2 separate regions of the Homo sapiens genome follow, and region 1 is linked to region 2. Evidence: chromatin contacts called from ENCODE Hi-C data. All regions are on one chromosome and are shown on one strand. Each heading gives the region's core, a stretch centred on a gene start or an enhancer-like site at or near the end of the contact. The rest is flanking DNA. Distances are from core to core; before and after follow the strand shown. Region 1 overlaps GRK7 (G protein-coupled receptor kinase 7). Region 2 overlaps RASA2 (RAS p21 protein activator 2).

Evidence for each region. Hi-C counts contacts between places; a loop is a spot of excess contacts on that map. Pooled maps may share reads with other maps.
Region 1: a pooled map shows a loop between it and region 2 (4-fold over the local background). The contact joins two enhancer-like sites. A Hi-C loop is called at or near these places in 5 of 37 single-sample maps with no recorded cell type and 6 of 50 pooled maps.

What each region holds. Positions count from the first base shown.
Region 1 is chr3:141,796,351-141,799,050 of GRCh38, forward strand. The region is part of intron 4 of GRK7 (G protein-coupled receptor kinase 7); the gene reads left to right. Among named protein-coding and RNA genes, the nearest start is that of GRK7, 34 kb to the left of the region's middle. RefSeq lists enhancers at 480-539, 1,210-1,329. Within about 2 kb of position 1,286, at least 32 of the 41 ENCODE cell types and tissues checked have a DNase peak (open chromatin) inside an H3K27ac peak, as active enhancers do.
Region 2 is chr3:141,575,199-141,577,898 of GRCh38, forward strand. RASA2 (RAS p21 protein activator 2) reads left to right here. Exons shown (of 24, transcript NM_006506.5): 15 at 1,802-1,908. Among named protein-coding and RNA genes, the nearest start is that of RASA2-IT1, 51 kb to the left of the region's middle. Within about 2 kb of position 1,438, at least 2 of the 41 ENCODE cell types and tissues checked have a DNase peak (open chromatin) inside an H3K27ac peak, as active enhancers do.

The DNA of each region.
Region 1 (2,700 bases), core at 36-2,535, 220 kb after region 2:
GAAGATTAAGAAACAAAGTAGATAAATGCCTAGCCGAGGGTCAGCCACTTGGTAGGCACTCAAGAAATGATTGTACAAGAAGCTCCAGACCTTCAGTCACAATCCCCGCTGTTGCAATTGTTTCTGCCTCACCTGACAGGCACTGTAGTTGCTCAGGTGACCTCTGCAGCTGTGCTTTGTTCTCTGCGAGGCACAGGGAGCCAGCGGGACCCCAAGGCTGCAGCAGTGGGCAGTGGGTGAGCAGCTTGCATCTGGGTTGAGCCAAGCAGACACTCACAGTTGTCTTGCTTCCTCACAGCTGTGTGGGGTTTCATTTGTGGTTTTCTTCTGAGCATCTTAGAGGCACCGTGGAAAGTATGCCTCAGCCTGCTGCCAGAGAGATTCATAGCACATGAAACCACTGAAGAACACGCTCAAGTGAAAGAACGGGAACTATTGATCTCTGACCATGTGCCAGGCCCTGCCTTTCAGTCTGATGGAGTCTTGTGTAGCTGTCCTGCCTGAGACAACCAGAACCCAGGCATGGTAACAACAGCCGCTAATACATACTGTGGTAGCAGGCCTGCTGTGCGCCAGGTTTTGGGTCGACACCCAATCTGTTTTATCGTTTTAATCTTCGTCACAGTCCCATAAGGCAAGAACTGTTGAGGCTCAGAGGGGTTGAGTAAGCGGCTGTGGGTGACCGGCTTATAACTGGTAGAGCTGGGATCTGAACTACAGCAAACCAACGCCAGTGTGGGAGCCATTTCACCCCAGACTCTATGCCTGCAAAAAGTGTTATTGTGACGACCCCTCTTTTGGGCTCCCTGTGTGGGCTCTGTGAAATGGGTGTCCTTCCAGGGGTGTCAGGGAGAGCAGGAAGCCGCCTCTGATGGGATGCGCCCTCCCCGCCCAGGAAGTGGCGGCAGAAAGCGAGCCCTGAGAAGCCAGGGGCAGGAGCGGCCTCCGCGCGACACTGCGGCGCTCCTGATTCTGCGGCCTGGGGCCGAGCATGCGGGGCGGGCGGAGCCTCGAGCTAAGTCCCCTGGGGTCCCAGGGCCGCATTCCTCCGAGGTCTGCAAAGGCCACTGCTTAAAGGCGCAGAGGAGCAGCTGGGAACGAGAACAAAGCGGCCAGGCCCCCCTCGGAGGAAGGAAGGAGAGAGCCCCAGGAAACAGCTGATAGCGCTAAGCTCAGCTTGTTTTTTTCCTCTGCTCAACAGTTCTCCTGCCACGGCAAACAAAACATGTACATTCTGATTCCCTCTTCTGTTTGGATTGTGCTGTCGACTGGATCTGGTTTGTGATGAGCTGGGGGAAGAGGCATCCGCGGGCGATTTCTGGCTCGGCGTGCCAGTGTGCTTTTGCTGGGCCGCGCCGGGATCGCGGAGCTTCCTCTCCGGCTCCTTTCTCCCCGTCTGCGTCGCTAATCCAGCCTGGCCCGGCCACCCCAAGGGAAGACACGGCCGTTTCTTTTGATAGTGGAATTGGAGGTTGCCAAGTTTTCAGATTTAATGGGAGGTGGAGGGTTGCTCGTGTCCTTGACCTTGAAGGACCTGCGCACACTCATACTTTTTCATGGACTTGTAAAACTGTTAAGAGGTGAACTGTGCCCTCTCAGCTCCACCAGAAGCCCCTCCATGTTCTCTGCACTGCGAAGGTCACAGTCTGGTTCCTGGTTGTCCAGAGCCACACTGGGACTCTGTCCAGGGCCAGCCTGGGCCCTGCCAGTTCGGTTCAGAGTGACAGCTACAGGGTCAATGGAAGAGGCCAGCACCCAACAGCAAGAACAATGTAGGGGGTATCTGGACGGGCTTGGGATCTTAATCACACCTTAAGGTGTCTACCTTCCCCAATGTCTGGACACCTGTTGGTGACAGGTGGCCCTGATGGGACTAAGCTTGAGATTACTGTACTAGAAGGACTTCCCGCTGCCCCTGAGGGGATGGGGGAGGGGCACTGGCACTGCCAGGCGTGCTAAACCCCGTGAGGTCTGTTGTTCGATGTCGCCCAATGCTGGGTATACTTGGTTTTTGCCTGACCAGGTGTTGACTGTGTGGGTCTGGAAAGGGCACCATAAAACCCAAAGTAAAATAAGGTAAAACCCAGAAAAGGATAAAACACATACACACACACACACCCACACACCCCTCCACTAAGAGGTGCTGATACTCGGGCAATCCCTACAGCCCTGGGCATGGCGGTTCTGGTCACATGCACTGAAGGAGACGGTTCTGATGCTGCTGAGACAGAGGCGCAGGGCCCTGTGTAACTGCAGGAGTTAAACCCAGCTGTAAGAGGTCAGCGTGGTTGGACCTGCTCCACGCTGCTTGGCGCGTTCTCTCCTCCCACCCTACTCTGAGGAGGCAGTTCACATGCAGAAGACAAATGGCATAAAGGGCAGGCAATTAATTTTTTCAGCTGGAGGCTGCAATGGAATGTGGGTGCTTAAAGTCTGGCGTGCGCCTCTAATTCCATTCTCCTCAGTGAAATACCTCCGCTCTTCAAGGAGGTGGTGCCCTTCAAAGCTCCATGGCTGACATTTTCTGTCTTTAGGACCAAGAGGTGAATTTAGTCCTGAAAATTATTTGGAATGAATCTAAGGCCTTCCTGCACGCTGTCTCATGCTCTTTCCACTACACCAGGGGGTCTACAGTGCTGTAAAGATGGCAGGCCAATTCTTTACTTATTTCCTTGGGGAGGTGGTTGCAGAGCATGGCCC
Region 2 (2,700 bases), core at 188-2,687:
CAGTTTTATGTTCTTTTAAGCATGTGCTCACCCTGTACACACATGTGTGCAGTTAACTGCACTTCTACTAAATTGACCCATTACTAAATTAGTGGGGCTGAGTTGTCTAACATGTAGATAAATTTAGATCTAAATGTCTTTGCTAATTATAGTTGCAAATAAGTAACTAAATCTAATCTTCATAACAAAAATAAGGGGAGCCAGAGGCACACGGAAAGGTGAAATGCTCATTGAAATTATATTTTTAAATAGTTAAATCATGATAACCACATTGACTACTTAGTAACACACACAGTGTTAGTGTGTTAGCCTCCATTGTCTCCTGTTCTCATCTTCACAAAACCACATGAGGTAGGTACTACTCCCATTAGGTGAGAAACTAAGGTTTAGAGAAGCTGAGTAACTTTACCAAGGTCTGTGGCGTGGCCAACAGGCAAGCAGGGCCTCAAACCTGGGCCTAGTCTACTCCAAACTACATGCTGCCATTCACTATACTCTATACTAACTGGTGATCTTGGCCTTAAATCTGTTTTAGCAGTTTAATTCTTGTTTATATAAATGATCTTAAACACTTTATGGGGTTTTTTTGGGTTTTGTTTTTGTTTTTGTTTTTGAGACTGAGTTTCACTCTTGTTGCCCAGACTGGAGTGCAATGGCACAATCTCGGCTCACTGCAACTCCGCCTCCCAGGTTTCCAGCCTCCCGAGTTGCTGGGATTACAGACATGTGCCTCCACGCCTGGCTAATTTTGTATTTTTAGTATAGATGGGGTTTCTCCATGTTGGTCAGGCTGGTCTCAAACTCCTGACCTCAGATGATCCACCTGCCTCGGCCTCCCAAAGTGCTGGAATTACGGGCGTGGGCCACCGCGCCCGGCCAACACTTTATGTTTTTATATACATGCAGATGTATCTCTTTAGTTATGTTTTTGTTGACTTAACTATTAATATGGTTATCATATCCTCAGTAGACTATAGTAGTGACAGTTTTGTTGCCATAAGTGTTTCATATTCTCTCGTTTTTGTTGTTCTTACTACCCTAGAAGAATGGGGGAAGGAGGGCAGAGCAGACAGCAGGTAGAAAGCAGATATTACTAAAGAATGACAAATTAAACGACTTGTTAATGGTTACCTACTGAATGACTTAGAAGAGTTAAAACTCGAACCAAACCTAAAGATTCTTTCCCTCACCATCTGCTTCACCACCATCTGTCTGATTGTTGGGTAAATTGTTGACTCCAGTCTGAAACGAAAGTTGTAGGTGAATGATCAAAGCCACCAGTAGTCTTCAGTTCATCTGCATTTTTATTTATGGACTGTTGATAGCTTTTTAAAGTAAACATTTCTGCCTAATTGTTTTTGTTGCATAACTTTTGATATTATCAAGATTTTTGGGGGGGATATTGAAACAAGAACCTAAAACTGAAAGTAGCCTTGTATCATACTCTTAAGGGATTCAGTGTTACCACTAGGTAGTGCTAGATACTACTTTTATTTCTGTTGTAATTTTAGCAGTCTCTTCTTGCAGGTGAGGAAAGAGGTATTTTTCAAATTAAAATATTTCTGAAAACCTAGCAGCTTTGTCTTTTTTCATATTATTTCTTATTTCTTTTGGATTTTTTTAATCATAGGGGTTTTCTTTTAATTGAGTCATAAATATCACTATCATTTCATCAACTCAGTTCTTACTAGACAAATTATGTTGCTCTCCTAGTTTACATGTCTTTTCTATATTTTTTAATTTATCATCTTTGTTTTTTAATTGTTTTTGTGCATGACATTTCACCATTTTTTTCCTGCAGATGACCCTCATGTTCAGTATTCTGCAGTGAGCAGCTTTGTATTTCTTCGTTTCTTTGCTGTAGCCGTAGTATCACCTCATACTTTTCATTTGCGACCTCATCATCCAGTAAGTGTTCATTCTTCTGAAAGCTTTATTCCATTTTTTTAATTTTTATTAAAATGAAGAAAAGATAAAATAAACCAATTTCACTAGGCTGTATTTTCTTATAACTGATACTTAAATTTACTCAGCATTTTTCTTGGCCATTTCAGTCTTTCAAGTGAGGCTAATAATCCTATTTTTTGTTGTTGTTAAAAGATGTTCTACAAGAGTAATAAAATGTTGTTAATTATTGAAGCTTGGTGATGAGTACAAAGGGGATTTATTATATTTTTTCATCTGCTACTGTGTGTGTTTGTAAATTTCCATAAGTTTTTTTTCATTAGTTACAGGTTTCATTTTGATAGGTTTTTTATTTAAACAAAATCTACTTTCCTGATTTATTAAAATAGGTTAATTTTGCAGATATTTTTAAATTGCACAGAAATTTGAAGAGGCTCTTCTCTAAGAAAGAAGGCTACAAGAGAAATTCCATTTAATTTAGAAACAGCATCTAAGATAGATTTCAGTAGCAATGAAACTGAAAGCATATAATTAGAAAATATTAAATGGCAGGTGAACTGGATAAGCATTAACAGTAAAAACAGAAAAAGAAACCAAGAATGCAGTATAGTGAAAGGCGTAGGAACTTTTATTGGAATATAACTTGTTAAATATATCAGTATTTTCACTTTTTATTTACCTGAGGTAATACTGTAAACATGAGATTTAAAAATTTCTTAAGCATATAAACTTTGTTCTGGAGTCCTGTTTAATTACCAAAAATCTAAATCTCCACTGCATAGATTTACATGTTTA